Regions from separate parts of the Homo sapiens genome. Here region 2 is linked to region 1. A link is an interaction called in ENCODE POLR2A ChIA-PET data of the cell type or tissue named here. Cell type or tissue: MCF 10A. All regions are shown on one strand. Links, peaks and the distances in the headings refer to the core of each region. The heading gives the core; the rest is flanking DNA. Region 1 overlaps CYB561 (cytochrome b561). Region 2 overlaps MARCHF10 (membrane associated ring-CH-type finger 10).

Region 1 (8,948 bases), core at 3,949-8,948:
GCTGTTCATCTCTGGCTTCCTCCCAGATGCCCAGGTGCCCCGGGTGCCTGGGCTGCCTAGGCCAGGGCACCCGCCTTAGGAGCAAATGGAAATGCATCTTCCTCGGCTTGTTTGCCCTCCTGTAACCCCTTCCCTCTTGCCTTCGGTCAGGGCCTGCTGTCTTGCACGCACCAGTGCTTAGTGCCATGGTGGAACCGAGGCGGGGAGGACGCAGGAGGACTGGCACAGGAGGGGGGGCACCGCCCGGGAGCTTCCCCTGCGTCAAAGCAGCTTCCTCAGTGAGCTCCAACACAGACCCTTGCTGGCCTCAGTCTCTGGAAAGACTGACAGCACCACCCTAGTTCCTGGGCCTTGGAAAGGCCAAAGCCACGAGCAGGCAGCCACTGTTCGGCAGGAGAGCTAGAGATGCTATTGCCCACAGACATCAAAGCAGGGGTGCCGTCTTCCGTGTGCATGCTGGGACGGGTCTTGGAGGCCCAGATTAGCTCCTGGCTTGAACTTGTACCACCCTTACCTGAAAATTGGGTCTGTACCAAAGCTCATCTGCACGCCCCTTTAGGGCAGGGACCAGGCCCCCTCTGTGTGGCCCTAGCACCTGGCCAAGTGCAGGTGGCTGCGGGTTGAGTTGAGCTGCTATTTGCTGATGGGAATTTGGGGGCCTGTCGCTTGTCCTCTTTGAGCCTCCATTTCCTGGCCTGTCAAATTGGGGCAATGCTCCTGTTATCCACACAGTGTCATTTAAGGGTGACATTAGAGATGGCATGAAGTGCCCAGCACAGAGCAGGTGCTCACAGGCTGTTGGGTCCCCACCCTACTGACACACCAAGCACACGTCTGCCCTGCCATGGTGGGGAGCAAACAATGTTATGGTTCCGACTCCCCGGGAGGCCAGGCCGGGCATTTCACTGTAGGATGTTGAAGCCGCAGGCAGTCGTCGCTGCGAGAAGAGAGCCTGGCTCTGATGTCCACTGTCTTCCAGGGAGCCTGGTGGGAAGGAAGGAGTGGGCAGCGGCCCCTCGCTCTGCGGGCCTCTCCTGCCCTTTGTACTCCACGAGGTGTGAGGAAGTTGCCGGGTCACCCAGCAGAGGGAGAGGTGATGTCCCCTCTGTTCTTCCTAATTTGTAGCTAATCAGATTCTGCCTGCAGCCAGGCTCTCTGGGGATGAATCTAATAAAGGAGGCGGCGACCTGGAGAGGAGGACAGACAACAAGTGACCAGGGGGGACAGCACTTCTTTCAGTACATTTTCCTGTTAGACTCGGGGTATTAGAGACCCAAAGATACCCAAGGAGGAGTGAGAGCGTCCCTGCCTTCGAGGAGCAGACAGGGCACCGCGAGGGTAAGGAGGCTCCGGGAGAGCCTGGGGACAGAGTGATCTGCGCACCGCGGTGCCTGAGGAGTGGAGGCAGGGGTGTGGGCCCACAGCAGGGAGCCAGGCTGGGCCATGTCCTTGGATTCTGTGAGCCCAGGCGTCTCCTCTAGAGGGCCTAGCAGGAACAGTGGGGGCTGCAGATGGAAACGGGCAGGATCATGCCATGCAGTTGGCATTTCACTGGCACTCGGGGGCACTTACGCAGGGGACAGCATGATGTTGGGAGCTGGCTTTGTCCCTGGCATGTCTGTCACGTTGAAGAGGGAGAAGCTGCAGGCCCTGACTTGGGTGGGGCAGTGAGGATGCTCAGGAGGGAAGTGAGGGGAGGGGTGCCAGCATGCGGCGGCCTGGGCAGCCTTCTGTGGAGGAGCTGAGGTGTCACCTGGGCCCGGAAGAAGGGCAGCCCTGCTAGCTAGTGGGGAGGGCATGAGAGAACTTGGCGACGATGGGAGAGAAGGTGACTTGGGACGAGCTGGGTTTGAAGCGTCTGTGGGATGTCCAGGTAGAGATGAGTAGTGAACCGTCAGAAATGGGGCTTGAATTTGGGGTGGCGGGGACAGAACTGATACCCGTGTAGGTGACAGATAAGGACAGAGGCAGGAGTTCCAAAAATAGGATTTATTGTTGGCTGGGGCTTCTGGAATCCCGTATTCCCGTCCACCCTGGGAATGTGGATTGGAGCTATGTTTCTGGGAGATGATTTGATGGAATGTGTCAGAAGTCTAAAACAGAACCTAGCCCTTGTTTCAGGATTCCCTGCAGAGAAGTTTGCAGATGACCACATCCTGTTGTTTATTTGGTGGAAAACTGAAATCGAAAGCTAGCTAAATGCTGAACAATGGGAACTAGTTGGCTAAAAAATGGCCGTGCAATGCAAGAGTGTGAGGTTACGAAAATGATGATGTGGGCGCGTATCCATTGACACAAACATCCATGTGTGCTACGCCCTCAGTTAAAAAGCAGGTTAGAAAATGGAATAAATGATCCTGCTTCTATAAAAGGATGCATATGTGTTTTAGGAAGAAGGTGTGTGAGGATATAGATCAAATTCTGATGGCCTGTCATTTTACCTTTTTTGCTGATCCATATTCTACTGCAGTGCGTGTGGATTATTAGCACACACACACACCCTTTTTTTTTTAATTAAAAAAAATTTTTTTTGAGACAGAGTCTCATTCTGTCACCCAGGCTGGAATGCAGTGGTGCGATCTTGGCCCACTGCAAACTCTGCCTCCTGAGCTCAAGGGATTCTAGTGCCTCAGCCTCCCAAGTAGCTGGGATTACAGGTGTGAGCCACCATGCCCGGCTAATTTTTATATTTTTAGTAGAGATAGGGTTTCACCATGTTGTGGCTGGTCTTGAACTCCTGGCCTCAGGTGATCCACTCGCCTTGGCCTCCCCAGGTGCTGGGATTATAGGTGTGAGCCATCGCACCCGGCCCACACACACACCCCCCCTTTAATGGTGGAGTTGCCAACAGTTGTCCGATGTGGCAGAGAGAACTGGGGAGCAGAGAAGGAGCCCATCACTGGGAGGGACTGAAAACCAGCTCCTGGGCACTGCAGGGCAGAGCGTGTGCCGGGTGTGAAGGGGGTCAGTGCCCCTGTGCTGGCCACTGTCCCCCTAGTTCTGATACAGTTGCTGCCAGGAGAGGCTGGACCGTGGCAAGGGGCCAGTGGGGAACCGGGGCGGGATGGGGGGCAGCAGCAGTGCTCTGGGGTCTGCTTGTGGTGGCCATGGTGGTGGCAGTTGCAGTGGCAACTGTGGGCCATGGCAGCACTTTTCCGTGGCGCACAGGCCGCTGCCGGGTGAGGGGAGAGCCCCGCTTGTTCTCCTCCTGCCGCCTCTCCTCCCATCCCCAGCTGCTGGGTGCTCTCCGGCCGGCATGAAGCTGTGCAGGCACTGGGCACTCCCTTGGGCTCTTAGCGGGGCCTTCTCATTGCTGCTTCGCTAGGAACCACCCGCTCTCCTTTCCTCCTGGAGGGCCACGTGGGGCCGAGCACCTGGGACAGCCGTGCTGAGCTCTACCCGGCCCCTTCGCAGGCCTCGTTTCTGGGGGCCTTCAGTTTTGGAAACCTCCCTGAGGGCCCCTCTAGAGTGCGGGTCCGCCCCGCCCCTGGTGTGGAGGGGAAGTGCCCTGTCCCTGTGTGCTGACAGGTCCCTGTGTGCAGCATGGTCGGGGCACTTCTACTCTGCAGGCGCGGCCGGGCGGGGAGCGGGGTGGGGGGCGGGCGGGGGCGTGGGGGGAGCGGGGCTGGCTCTCCTGGGTGTGGGGTGGGGAGGCCTCCTCATCGCCAGCATGGAGTTAAAAACCAGGATGGGGGAGGGAGACTTCCCATTTCTCCCGAGATGTACTTCATGACGCGTCTGGAGAAAAGGTGTGACCAGCCCCTTCCTTCCCGTCAAGGAGCGCGCTTGCCTGTGTAACTCACCTGTAAAGCCCACCCAGGGAAGGCCAGGGCCTCATGAAACAGAAAACAAAGCCGGGCACTGGGCCCTTGAGCTCACTAGAATTTGGGGTATCTTTCCTTGCACCCTCACCGCATATGGAACTCCTGGCGTCGTGTCCCAGGTCACGCCTGTCCCCGTGGGGAGGCTGGGCCCCTCCCCCCAGCCACTCCCGAGACTTGAGACCTCTGCCTCAGGACGATGGGTGGGAAGGGGCTTGCGGGTAGGAGAGCGAGCGCTGCTTCCAGCGGGAGCCTCGGGGGAGGGTGGCGGGGCCGCCGTGGGAGGAGCCGCGCCGCATCTCAGGCGCAGTCTCTAGGGGCTGTGCGCATCCGTGGGGGGGACATGCGCATCTCAGGGGGGCTGCTCGCATCTGGGGGTGCTGTGTGCATCTCGGGGGGGCTGTGCCCATCTAGCGGGGTGGCTGTGCGCATCTGGAGGGGGCTGTGCGCAACCCGGGGGGGGTGTTGCGCGCATCTAGCAGGGGCGGCTGTGCGCATTTCGGGGGGGGCTGTGCATATCTGGGGGGACCGTGCTTATCTCCGGGGGCGGCTGTGCGCATCTTGAGGGGTGTGTACATCTCGGGGGGCCTGTGCGCATCTTGGGGGGCTGTGTGCATCCGCGGGGGCTGTGCGCATCTCGGGGTGCTGTGCGCTGCTCCTCTGAGCTCTGCTCTTTCTTGCAGCGTTTGCCTCAGCATGGAGGGCGGGGCCGCGGCAGCCACCCCCACAGCACTGCCTTACTACGTGGCCTTCTCCCAGCTGCTGGGCCTGACCTTGGTGGCCATGACCGGCGCGTGGCTCGGGCTGTACCGAGGCGGCATTGCCTGGGAGAGCGACCTGCAGTTCAACGCGCACCCCCTCTGCATGGTCATAGGCCTGATCTTCCTGCAGGGAAATGGTGAGTCCCATGGGCCGCTCCTCTTTTCCCGGGCTTGTGGGGGTCCCTGAGAGGCAGTTTGCAGGGGTCTTGTCACCCCTGCGGTCTCTTCTGGTTGGACAAATCTAAGATTCTAGAAAAGACAGAGACAGAAGCTGGTTCAGAGCCTGGGGAGATGGAATCCAAACCCAGGCTCTGAGGTTGGTGAGTGGCAGCTCCTCTCCAGCCTGGTCCAGCATTTTCACCTCGTTTCCACACACAGCATCCAAGGCGGGCACTTCTTGCAGCAGAGGGAAAGGAATGAGGCTCCGAGCCAGGCCCTGCTGCAGGGGTGGTTTGAATTGAGGGAAAAAAAGTAATCATATGTGAGAGTTTGTATGCGTGCGTGCGTGCGCGCGCATGTGTGTTGTTGGTCTTGGACTTGGCAGAGCTAGAGCGCCTCCCCCTGGGGCAGGAGCAAGGCAGTGCTTGGCCTCCACCTGCCTCCAGGCCAGGGATCCAGGAAGCGGGATCTGCATCCGGTTGACCCGCTCTTCCTAGAGGTGGTCCTGGTGACAGCCATTCCTGAGCAGCAGAAAGCTAAGAGGCATTCCTCACGTGACCTGGCCTTGCCCACCTCTTCTGGACGCGGGAGATCAGGCTGGGATCACAAGGTTCTGCTTGGGAGCCAGGCGCCTGCTTGCTAGGAGTAGGACCATCTGCCCAGGCTTAGGTGGGGGCCTGTGTGAGGAGCCACGTGGCTAACAGGTGAACTCAGAGGCTGCTTGTTGCCTCAGTGTGACCAACAGTGGACCTCAAACACAGCCTGGAATTTGCAGGACACCTGACAAGAAGGTGGGTGGAGGGGGGCGTCTGCTGGGCCGGGCAGCTCCTTTAGGTGGGGACGAGGGCAGAGGCGCTGCCTTCACTGCCTGTCCTGGTGGTGGGGACTGTGGTGCAGCCTCCGGCCCTGCCCTCTTTGTGCACAGCTGGGGGAGGTTGGAGGGTGGGGGAGGGGTGTTAAGGTGCACACAGCCCTAGGTGCCCTCAGAGAAGGCCAGGAGCTGCCCAGGGTCCCCAGGGAACCTGGCTTTCTCCTCCGGTTCCTGCAGCTAGGCTCCTGTTACAAGCCGTCAGCTCACATCACCTCTCCACCAAGGTGCCTCCTTGCTGCTGGGGCAGGAGGCCTCACGCACAGGCGGATGCACTCACGTTCCCTCTCTCACCTCCCACAGCCCTGCTGGTTTACCGTGTCTTCAGGAACGAAGCTAAACGCACCACCAAGGTCCTGCACGGGCTGCTGCACATCTTTGCGCTCGTCATCGCCCTGGTTGGTGAGTTCCCGGGCGCGGCCTTCCCCGCCACCTGCCTGCCTCTTCAGGTATGGCAAACAGCCGCTTCACCTGCTCTGTTCCCTCCCCAGAGCTGTGATGGGCCCGCCCCCACCCCAAACATCCCCTGCAGGGCCACTAGGTGCTGGCAGCCCTCGAGCTGGGACTAAAGCCCAGAAGTCCCGCTAGCTGGTTCCCCTGGGTCATCTTACACCTTCCTTTTCCACATCCAACCCTGTCCTCATATGACCTGTCTCTGGCCCAGGCTTGGTGGCGGTGTTCGACTACCACAGGAAGAAGGGCTACGCTGACCTGTACAGCCTACACAGCTGGTGCGGGATCCTTGTCTTTGTCCTGTACTTTGTGCAGGTGAGTCCTTCCAACACCCCGGGCCTGGGGCCACCTACCAGGGAGGTGGGAGGAGGAGGGGAGCTGGGCTGAAATGTACCTCATGGAAGGGCCTGATTTCTGGGGTGTGTGCAGGTGAGAGAGCTGCCTTCCCAGGCCTGTGCGGGTGCAAAGCTAGGATTGGCGGCCAAGGGTGCCCAGCTCCCAGGCGCCCCATGGCTGACTCAGCACTTTTGGCCACAAGCCCAGCTTTCTGAGTGTGCCAAGGCCTCAAGCGTTGGGGGACCGGTCCCTTGTCCCTAAGCGCTTAGTGCTCCTCCCACCACTGTGCTGAGGAGGAAGGAAACCAGGCAGGGCTGAGGGGCTCACAGTCGCCACGTGGGCACGTGGGTGTGGGCCTGGCCGACCTCGGCTGCTGGGGTGTCCGGCCGCCCTGTCCCGGAACCGTCTCCTTTCAAATCCTAGTGGCTGGTGGGCTTCAGCTTCTTCCTGTTCCCCGGAGCTTCATTCTCCCTGCGGAGCCGCTACCGCCCACAGCACATCTTCTTTGGTGCTACCATCTTCCTCCTTTCCGTGGGCACCGCCCTGCTGGGCCTGAAGGAGGCACTGCTGTTCAACCTCGGGTGAGTGTCCTGGGTGGGAGAGGGCAGGGCCTGGGCCACCCTTGCACAGACCTCACCCTGCCTTCAGCTTCCCCAGCTGTGGCTTCCTGAGCCGCCTCTCGTGGCGTCACAACTGGTGGCTGTAGTTATGCTTGCTAAGATTTGGGTGCTTGGGGCTTGGCTTTGGTTAGCTTTCTTGATTTTACCCTTTCAAAGAAACTTCTGGGCTATGGGCACCCTATTTATTCCCACCACGCAGCAGGATCTGCAGGACAACTGCTTAGAGCTAGAATATTGATCTAGGTTTTTACATTGCCCATCTCTTTTTGTCTGTGAGCCATAGCTGGAGATTGCTGGTTGGGGGCGGGGGGATGGTTGTTCTCTTCAGGCAGGGCAGGGAGGCAGGGGCTGGTGCTGGAATCCCCATGGCATCTTTAAGGCCCAGGATACAAAGGGCATTTGGCCTAATTGTGACCCCTTGGGCAGCTTCTCCCTTCCTCTCACCCCTGCAGGGGCAAGTATAGCGCATTTGAGCCCGAGGGTGTCCTGGCCAACGTGCTGGGCCTGCTGCTGGCCTGCTTCGGTGGGGCGGTGCTCTACATCTTGACCCGGGCCGACTGGAAGCGGCCTTCCCAGGCGGAAGAGCAGGCCCTCTCCATGGACTTCAAGACGCTGACGGAGGGAGATAGCCCCGGCTCCCAGTGATGCGCCCGGCCGGCCCTGGGGGTTCGCGGGGTGTCTTCTTGCCTGCCCCTGCTGAGGCGTCTTCAGGACTGCAGGCTCCGGAGAGTGGCTCTGGCAGCAGGCGGGCGCGTGGGTGCAGCTGCATCTGTTTGAGTGCTGCTTTCTGGGGTCAGGTCTCCGCCTCCTCTGCTTCTCCTTTCTCCGCTGCTATAGACCAGTTCATTGTGTGTGGCTCCCGTGTCTCTGTTGCCCCCTTCAGTGCAGAAGGCTTTGGGTAGGACTTCGGGTGTTCGGTCCTGGTCGCAGAGCACAGATCTTTAAAGAAGCGAGAGAGGAGGCCCCACCCTCCTGGCAGCAGATGCCTGGGGCAAGGCCAGGGGAAACTGGGGGGGCCTCAGGGACAGGCCTGGAAAGGCCACGATGGCTGCTGAATTCAAACAAGGAGTCCCTCCAGCCTGAATAACACGTGGCACAAATGGGCCCGGCCTTTGGCAGAGGAGCAAGTGATATGATGTGTAAAGTATGTTGGTGGTGAAAGCAAGGTTCCCCAGGAGAGGGGAGGGACTGGCCCCTGGGAAGCTCTGAGATGAGGCTGTGGCCCAGCTGTAGTCCTGACCTTCCTCTTCTTTAACCCTTTAGCCCTAGGATGGCTTTGGTGGGAGAGGGGATAGAAGCCCATGACTTCAGACAGACTTTCTCTTGGCAGATGCAGGCGGGCCTCCTCCCAGGCTGCTCCAGACATGGGGGTTGGGGATGGGGGGCACCTTGCAGCCCCTTCCTGCTGGGGCTCCCTCCTTGTAGCACCCCCCTTGCGGCTCAGCTCTGGTTTCCTCTCCCAGGCTCACCCAGGCTCTGCTCAGGCTGGGAGGCAGAGGGCACAAACCTTATAATTTTTTAAATGAAAAACCGCTGCTGCTGGCTGTGGCTAGAGCCCCCTGGGGCTGCTGGAGCTGCTGCCTCTGTTCTGGAGGACGAGCCTTCTCCTTATCTGCTGCCCATCTTTCCAGGAAGTCAGGATGGAGTCAGAACAACTACAGTCATCCCCCGTGGTGTCTGCACATCACTCCAGCCCCATAAAGAGTGTCATGTTAGCTGAGTCACCATTTGGCTTCGGCCTGGAAATAGTGTGATTAGAACACTGATCGTGTGCGAGGCCAGGAGATCAAGACCATCCTGACTAACAAACACAGTGAAACCCCGTCTCTACTAAAAATACAAAAAAATTAGCCAGGCGTGGTGGTGGGCGCCTGTAGTCCCAGCTACTTGGGAGGCTGAGGCAGGAGAATGGTGTGAACCCGGGAGATGG
Region 2 (8,948 bases), core at 2,689-7,688, 710 kb after region 1:
GCCTCAGCCTCCCAAAGTGCTGGGATTATAGGCATGAGCCACCACGCCCAGCCAGGTTCCTTCATTTCTAAAAACCTGTTTTTTGATCCAGAAAATAGAAATAACAATACATACTCCTCAAAGAACAGTGACAACTAAATGAGGTTTTAAACATTTATGTGTGTCATAGACTATCTAGCATACAGTAAGCGCTTAATACATGGTAGCTATACTTAAATTCATATGGAATATATTTTGATGTATGGTATTAGATGAGGTTCTAAGGTCTTTTTAAAAATGTTTATCCCATTAATCCACAATCATTCTATCCTTTCCTTACTAATTTGAAATGCTTTCTTTGGCATACACTATCCTTATCAGTCTGTTTTCGGACTTTCACTGCGTGAAATGCTCCATCAATTATACACATTTATTGTTGATTTATGGTTTTGTTTTTGTTTTTTGGGGTTTTGTTGTGTGGTTTTTTTTTCATTTTCTTTTTGAGACGAAGTCTCACTCTGTTGCTCAGGCTGGAGTGTAGTGGTGCAATCTCGGCTCACTGCAACCTCCACCACTCACTCAGGTTCAAGCGATTCTCCTGCCTCAGCCTCCTGAGTAGCTGGGATTACAGGCAGGCGCCACCTCACCCGGCTAATTTTTGCATTTTTAGTAGAGACGGGGCTTCACCATGTTGGTCAGGCTGGTCTCGAACCCCTGACTTCATGATCTGCCCACCTTGGCCTCCCAAAGTGCTGGGATTACAGGCGTGAGCCACTGCACCCGGCTGATTTATGGTTTTTTAAAAATATTTGAGGGCTGAGCATGGTGGCTCATGCCATTAACTCCAGTGCTTTGAGAGGCCAAGGTGGGAGGATCACCTGGGGCCAGGAGTTCAAGACCAGTCTGGACAACATGGCGATACCCTGTCTCTACAAAAAATATATATGTTCTCTGGGTGTAATGACACATGTCTGTAGTCCCAGCTACTCTAGAGGCTGAGGCAGGAGTATCCCTTGAGCCCAGAAGGTCGAGTCTACAGTGAGCTGTGATCACTGCACTCCAGCCTGGGTGACAAAGTGAGGCCCTGTCTCTAAAAATATATATATATTTATATATTTATACATTTATATTTGTATATTTATACATATATATGTATATATATACACACATAGATTAAATATATTTTTAGTATATTTATATAATAAATATATATCATCTACATATAAATATATATATAATCTCTCTTTGTTACCCTCTTTTCAAAATTTTTTATTGCCCATCCTAATTTAATTACATTGTGATCTCAGAAAATACGAACAGTATTTTTTGTGCCCTAATACATATTCAATACTTATAAATATGCTATGGCATTAGAAAAGGTTGTACATTCTTTCTTCTCTCTTTGTTGGCATACATATATAAAATACATATGTTAAAATCCTTCAGGCCAGGCACAGTGGCTCACACCTATAATCCCAGCACTTTTAGAGGCCAAGGTGGGCAGATTCCTTGAGCTCAGGAATTCAAGACCAGCCTGGGCAACATGGCAAAACCCCGTCTCTACAAAAAAAAAATAAATAAATAACCTGGGGTGGTGGCGTGTGCCTGTGGTCCCAGCTACTTGAGAGGCTGAGGCAGGAGGATCACTTTGAGCCCAGGAGGTGGCAGAGGCTGCAGTGAGCCAAGATCTTGCCACTGCACTCCGGCCTGGACAATAGAGTGAGACCCCTGTCTTAAAAACAAACAAAAAAACCCTTCATACTTTATTCTTTTCCATTGAGTTTGTCAATTTCTGAAAGACATTGATTAAAATCCTTCACTCTGATTTGGATTTGCCCATTCTCCTTTGCATGTATAAGAATTTTGCTTTTATTTAGTGCATTAAAGCTCATGGCTGATCTCTTCTTGGTGGATCAATCAATATTTAGCTTTAGACTTTTAGCCTGAATTATATTTTGTCCATTAATATTGTTTCACCTGGAATTTTTTATTTCGTTAATCACATTTTTTTAAATCTCCAGAAATCCTCCTTATCTCTTGCTGTTCCTTTTACATAGCAGCTGCCAATATTCTCTGAATCCTCCTGAGAATTACCTCCTCCCTTCGTTAAACAATTCATTTCCTCTAGAGTCAGCTGACTTATTTTCCTTGTCCCCTCTCATTCATGCTGGTGGTTTCCACATGTGACAGGTGGCCCCCAGTTGTTTCATGAAGGAAGGAATGGGTGGTTTAGTAGAGAGAGGTGGCCAGCACGCTGTCCCCGGCAATTGTGTGCTTTTTCTCCTCTGAGATCCAGTTTCCTGAATGGGAGGTTTTGTGTAATTGAATGTCATTCGTGAACTTTTTGAAAAACTTTGACCTGTGGCCAGGCACAGTGGCTCACTCCCCACAGTCCCAGTACTTTGGGAGGCTGAGGCAGGATTGGTTGAGGCCAAAACTTTGAAACCAGTCCTGGCAACAATGGAGACCCTGTTTCTAAGAAAAAAAAAATTAAAATTAGCTGGGCATGGTGGCGTGCACCTGTGGTCACAGCTACTTGGGAGGCTGGAGTGGGAGGATCAGCTGAGCACAGGAGCTTGAGGTTGCAGTGAGCTATGATTGCCACTGGGCGACAGAGTGAGACCTGTCTCTAGCAAGACAAAAAACTTTGACCTTTATGGAGAGTTCCCTTTCTTTGGAATACAATGACAGAATGTTCCCCTGGGAGAGGCACTATGCCACCTGCTGCCTGCATCACAGGGTATCTGAAAGGGGGCAGCAGCTGGTCCCCTCGTGCTGAAGCAGTTCTTGAGCTCGTACCCTCATAATTGCCCCATCCCCTGCATTGGTGCAGCCCAAGCCTGGCATTTCCCTGGGTCTGCCCTTCCCTTCTCCATGCTTCTGTGAGAATGCCTTGGGTTGCCATTTCCTTTCCTCTCGTCAATATCATCATATCTTCATCGACTTTCCAAGAATTCCTCATTATTTCTGGCCTGCTTGTTTTCCAGCACTATTGTGGATTCATTCTATTTAATTTTCTTTTTTGGTCTTTTAAGAGATTTGTGTGGGAAAGGAGACTGATGGGGGTGCTTAGCCTGCTATCTTGAGCTAATCCTAAAAGCAGTCTCAATTCTATAAAACAGTATGTGCACAGGAGTAATACCAAAGGCTAGTACACCAAGCTATATATTTTTTTCTTTTTTTTTGAGACAAGGTCTCGCTGTGTTGCCCAGGCTGGGCTTGAACTCCTGAGCTCAAGCCATCCTCCTGCCTCGGCTTCCCAAAGTGCTAGGATTACAGGTGTGAGCCACTGCACCCGGCCAGACTCAACTATTAACAAGCAGTTACTTTGGGGTAATGATTTTATGCTTGATTCTCCTTTTCTTTTCTGTGCTTTTCTGTCTCTTCTTCACTTTTATTTGTTAAAAAAAATTTTTTTGCAAAGTAGGGTAGCCAGTGGATCCCCACCTATACCTTTGAGAAGATGGAGGACCTTAAGTTAAGAGTCAGATATTTATCAACCATAACAAGTTCACCACAGAGCCCTTCGTCCTCCTGTTGAGATCAGTGATCTTCAGACCTGCATGACCATCTTAACGTTCAGGTTCCTGGGCCCCAGATACTGAACCAGAACCTCTAAGGGTGGAGCCCAGGAATCTGTTTGTAAAATCTCTACCGGTGAACCTGATGGTCATTTATTTTCTATTGGAAACCACTGATTTAGAGCACTTGTTTCCAAATGCAAATCCCGTGTAGTTGCCTAAATTAAAAATCTTCTAGGCCAGGTGTGGTGGCTCACACCTGTAATCCCAGCACTTTTGAGAGACCAAGGCAGGCGGATCACCTGAGGTCAAGGGTTCGAGACCAGCCTGGCCAACATGGTGAAACCCTATCTCTACTAAAAATACAAAAATTAGCCAGGTGTGGTGGTGCACGCCTATAATCCCAGCTACTCGGGAGGCTGAGGCAGGAGAATCGCTTGAATCCGGCAGAGGTTGCAGAGAGCTGAGATCGAGCCACTGCACTCCAGCCTGGGTGACAGAGCAAGACTCCATCTCAAAACAAACAACAACAACAAAAAATAATCTTCTACCACTTTTCTGCCTACCTTCTCAAACTTGCAAGATCTCTCTCTAGTTTATCTTCACCAGTTGGAGCACTCACTCCCATGTACACATGTTCTTCCTGATTACTTACGAAAATATGGAAATTATGTTGAAATGTATTGAAGTCTGAATGTTGAAAATGTCTTTAAGTTATTGAGAATGTCCATAATGGAAAACTGTAATTCTGCTTCTTTACACTGAGCTGCCCTTTCATGGGGAAAAAAGTCTTTCAAGAAATTGAGCATATATTTCTCCATCCAGAGCAATGTCCATTTCTTCCTCTTTTGATTTTAGTCTCTAGCCAGTTTCCTTTCCTTGACCAGATGGCCCCCAGTCCCGTGAGGACTCTAAAGAAAAGAAAATAGCCTTAGGCTTCTTAAAACCTCCCAACATGAACATCGACCAGCTATTCTTCACTCACCATTTATTAGACACAAATATCTTTACTTACATTTTCGTTAGTTCTTATCTTCATCAGATTCCAGCCGCTTACATTCTGGAATGCTGATGTCATTTGTTGGCATGTGTGGTGTTATTCGGGAGATTGTGTCCAGGTTTATTGGTTCATCATCCACCTAAACCAACATCTATTAAGTGAACTCTGTGCACAACACCTTGCCAGACACTAGATGTACTTTACAGTTTGCAGAACAGGTTCCTCATTGTCACACGTAGCCAGCCTGGCCACAGCCCTAGGAAGTAGGTGGCAGTGGTGTTATCACCATGACCCTCATTGTACAGATGAGGAAACAGGGTCTTGGGAAGATTAAGGAACTTATCCAAAGTCACACAACTCACAAGTTTCAGAGGCTGGCCTCAAACCCAGGCCCCCTGACCACGAATCCCATGCACTCACCAGTATGCCACCCCCACCAACTTCCTGGCAGGGAGAGGGGCTCCTGGCCTTGACTCCAGTTTGAAAATGATTCTGTAGCCATTTCCCTTTACCTCTTGATTTATGGTGGCAGTGCTGGTCCTCCATGTCAGCTCACACGTATTGACAATTGCAAAGAAGCCTGTTACAAGAATTTGTGCCTCAGCCAGGCCCAGGGGCTCACACCTGTAATCCCAGCACTTTGGGAGGCCAAGGCATGTGGATCGCTTCAGCCCAGGAGTTCAAGACCAGTCTGGGCAACATCGTGAGACTCCATCTCTACAAAATAATTTTTAAAATAGCCAGGTGTGGTGGCATGCACCTGTAATCCAGCTACTTGGGAGGCTGAAGTGGGAGGATCACCAGAGCCTGAGGAGGTTGAGGCTGCAGTGGGCCAATATTGTGCCACTGCACTCCGGCCTGGGCAACGGAGTGAGACTCTGTTTCAAAAAAAAAGAGAGAATTTGTGCCTGTGTTATCAAAAATCATCTCACTAGGGTCAGAGGGGGCAGCGGGTGAGTACCAGGAGCCCTCTTCCTTCTCTGTCAATGCTCTGGGAACTGGTATTTGTAGAAACTGCAAACGTGTAGCCTCCTGGTCACGAGGGCTTGTTTTCACATTTAGTCTCCTGGAGGAGGACTCCGAGGAGGAGGGAGACTTGTGTCGCATCTGTCAGATAGCCGGGGGTTCCCCAAGCAACCCCCTCCTGGAGCCTTGCGGCTGTGTGGGAAGCCTGCAGTTTGTTCATCAAGAGTGCCTGAAAAAGTGGCTGAAAGTGAAAATAACATCAGGTAGGTGGGGAAGGAAGTGCAGTGAACGTGCCACGACATGTAATTAACATGAGGCACCACGGTGTGGGCCCCGGAGCCTTGTCATCAGCTCACTCTCCTCCGCAGAACAGCGACTCAGGGACACGTGGCTGAGCTCCAGATCCTTGCTCATAAAAGCTGTCTTTAAACTATGGGAGGGAGTTGGGGGTTTTTTGTTTGTTTTTGTTTTGGTTTGTTTTTTGTTTTTTGCTTTTATCTGAGAGAAGACTCCTGGGAACAAATGCTATTGAATTCTACCTCTGCTTGAGGCCTGAGCAGAGATGCTAAGATCGCCTCTCAGGAGGAAGGAAATAGAAGTGGGTCAGCGGTGGAAGCTCAGCAGACACACAGTAGCCGTGCCCAGCTAGCAGACACCCAGCAAAATACTTCAGAAGGTCCCTCATGAGAGACCCCCAGCACACACATCCTACTTCCTTTTATTTGGGGGTCACCTAAGAAACTAAACAAAGCTGCCTTTTAGCAATAGGGATAAGAGTGCTGATCTGATTGTCTAGAACCATATTAGATAAAGAAATTTCCATGTGCTGATTTTGTCAGCTCCCTAGCATCTTATAACTGGGTGTGCGGCACCTTCTCAACTCCCTGAGCAGGTTATAACCTAAATACAACCACATCGGTAGGTCGGCTGTAGTTTTCTGGGCAGAGAACAGAAGGTTTCTTTAAAGCATGGCTTTAGGAATGAGATCAACTTTAAGCAAAAAAAAAAAAAAAATGCATGGAACATCAGTGCAAAGAGCAACTTGATCAGAAAATAGCTGCGGCTTCTTTCAGACACACATCTCTGAAAACATATCCCCCCACAGCCAGATCCTATTTCTCCCCGTCTTCCATATCCTTCTCCTTAGCCGTCACTATCCAGGCTGCAGGGAGACTTAGAGCTTTACCCTGTCCCCATGAGGTGTTGCCACGCCCCCTCACCAAGGACAGCACACCATGGAATCAGAGAATGAACACGTGGGGTAATCATATTACTGTGTCATCCATGGAGCCCGTTTTATGCAACTTCCCTAGCATAAGAAATATAAGTCCACTGATCAAGATGCTTAAACGCATATCCATATAACGAGCAAAATATTCAGTCCTTCAGAGAGGGAAGAAAACGAGTAGATTTTGGTTGCTAACGACTCTGCCATGCAATCCTTTATCTTCCTAGAAATTTGGGCCAATTAAACATCTAACACAGAAAAAGTTACCTGTGAAACATGTCATGAAAATGCTGCTATGCTCATAAATGTCAACGCTTGTATGGGTGTGTTCAGTAGGATTCGATCGGAAGACTCATGGGACATTTGGTAGCCTAAAGCGTTACTGAATGACGCTAAAAAAAAAAAAAAAAAAAGTCAAGCGAACAAAATGCAGATAAGGGATTACTTCCTGTTCATCCTTGCCCTTTGAAAGTCTCTATTATTTACTGTTTCTTTATATCCCCAGTGGGGAAATAGAATGGAGGTATGAAACTGCACAAGCCCTATTTTTACCAAATACATGCAGGTAACTAATAGGTCTTTTATTTTCTAATGCATAAAATAAACACCAGTACATCATTAGTCAAAAGCCGCAACTAAGGGGGAGAAACTGTCTGGCAGAATGTTTGCTTAGACATAACAGCCCAGCTCTGCATCCTCCACTTTTGCATTGGGGAATAGGATAAAAATGCTGATCTAGAATGCCTGTTTTTATAAAAACAGCAACAAAGGAAGCCTTCTCATATTCCTTTTCCCCGATGAGTCTGAGCTCAGGCTGATGAGCTGGCCCTGGGTACTACTGTAACTAGTACCCACACCTGGCCCCTCGCTCCCTCACTGTTCTCAGGTGGCAATGTTACCTGGGCAGGAGTAAAGGCAGATTTTTAAGCCATTGATCGAGAATAGCTTCTGCCATCTATTTTGGTCCTCACTAATTTATTTACTTGGACCTGTGTTGGGTCTACAATAAAAAAAAAAAAAGCTGAATAGTCACTCTTTTTACAAACACCTGTGTTACAGACTCTTAGCCTCTGTGCAGCAATTCCAAGTTTATGAACCATCCTGTTTATATTTAAATAGAAAGCAAGATCTGCTATTTAAAAGTCGTGGGAATTTCACTTCTATGAAGCTTGCATAATAGATGACTACAAAGGAAATTTTTCAGCTCTCAGATTCAAGGTCATTTTCTACAGAAGATGGCTGGCTTTAAAGGAAGGTCACTGAAGCTCAGAATTCATAACACACACAAGTTCACTCCCCAAATATCACCTGTCCAAAGTGCTAACACAAACAGACCCATGGTTATATGTACATATAATTCTTTATCCAATTTAAGGAGCAGATCTTGGTGCCGTGAAGACCTGTGAGATGTGTAAGCAAGGCCTGCTGGTTGACCTGGGTGACTTTAACATGATTGAGTTCTACCAGAAGCACCAGCAATCTCAGGTAAGAAATGTGGCCACTCTGCCTCCACAGGTTAAAGTATGTTAGAGGGGCAGGGCGAGAAGACATTCCCCTTCCCTGATCTAAGAAATGTAGAAGGTCTCTGCTGGCAGGAGTCTGACAATATCCATTTAGCTTACTTCTCTGAGAAGACCTGCCACTAAATTAGAGTATTAGAGAGTTGAAAAGCCTTTTTTTTTTTTTTTTTTTTTTGAGACAGAGTCTCACTCTGTCGCCCAGGCGGGAATGCAGTGGCACAATCTCACTGCAAACTCTGCCTCACAGGTTCAAGCGATCCTCCCACCTCAGCCTCCTGAGTAGCTGGGATTACAGGCGTGTGCCACCACACCCACCTAATTTTTGTATTTTTAGTAGAGATGGGGTTTCTCCATGTTGGCCAGCTTGGTCTCGAACTCCTGATCTCAAGTGATCTGTCTGCCTCCACCTCCCAGAGTGCTACAATTACAGGTGTGAGCCACTACACCTGGCCGAGAGTTGGAAGTCTTATTTGTCCTGGGTTGAGTTTGCCCTGCTGTTGGGAACAAAAGTAAGAAGCTTCAGTGGGCAACTGGACACAGAAAAATACCAAAAAATTCTGGCAAGCTCCACACCCACGTTTGCAGAAGTAATTTAATAACAAGAGAAAAAAAAATCAGGGTCTTGGAGGAAATGGTCCCTAATTTAAATACCAAGTAACCCTGGGATAAGAAGGAACTGCTTTACCTACATACAGCTAATGAACATGAGGTAAATGCCTACTGGCTGATCTTTA

What was found. ChIA-PET counts read pairs that join two places held together with the same protein. Peaks named below come from ENCODE experiments on the same cell type or tissue, not always from the same donor. Only the 100,000 strongest peaks of a DNase experiment are listed, where the experiment ranks them.
Region 2: POLR2A ChIA-PET joins it to region 1 with 7 read pairs; 3 of 35 experiments call an interaction of 5 or more read pairs at or near these places.

What each region holds. Positions count from the first base shown.
Region 1 is chr17:63,433,117-63,442,064 of GRCh38, reverse strand. It overlaps CYB561 (cytochrome b561), which reads left to right. Exons shown (of 6, transcript NM_001915.4): 2 at 4,505-4,719; 3 at 5,913-6,011; 4 at 6,274-6,377; 5 at 6,822-6,979; 6 at 7,471-8,948. The coding sequence starts at 4,518. The coding sequence ends at 7,663. Among named protein-coding and RNA genes, the nearest start is that of CYB561, 8.7 kb to the left of the region's middle. RefSeq lists enhancers at 3,678-4,592, 5,003-5,297, 4,593-5,507 and a silencer at 6,817-6,984. In MCF 10A, for the core only: CTCF peaks have their summits at 5,882, 6,084 and 6,969 (motif pointing right); DNase peaks (open chromatin) are centred at 6,584, 8,154 and 8,714.
Region 2 is chr17:62,721,719-62,730,666 of GRCh38, reverse strand. It overlaps MARCHF10 (membrane associated ring-CH-type finger 10), which reads left to right. Exons shown (of 11, transcript NM_152598.4): 7 at 5,563-5,729; 8 at 8,070-8,179. The region is part of intron 2 of MARCHF10-AS1 (MARCHF10 antisense RNA 1); the gene reads right to left. Among named protein-coding and RNA genes, the nearest start is that of MARCHF10-AS1, 20 kb to the right of the region's middle. RefSeq lists an enhancer at 5,659-5,738. In MCF 10A, for the core only: no CTCF peak of the experiment used is centred there; a DNase peak (open chromatin) is centred at 5,786.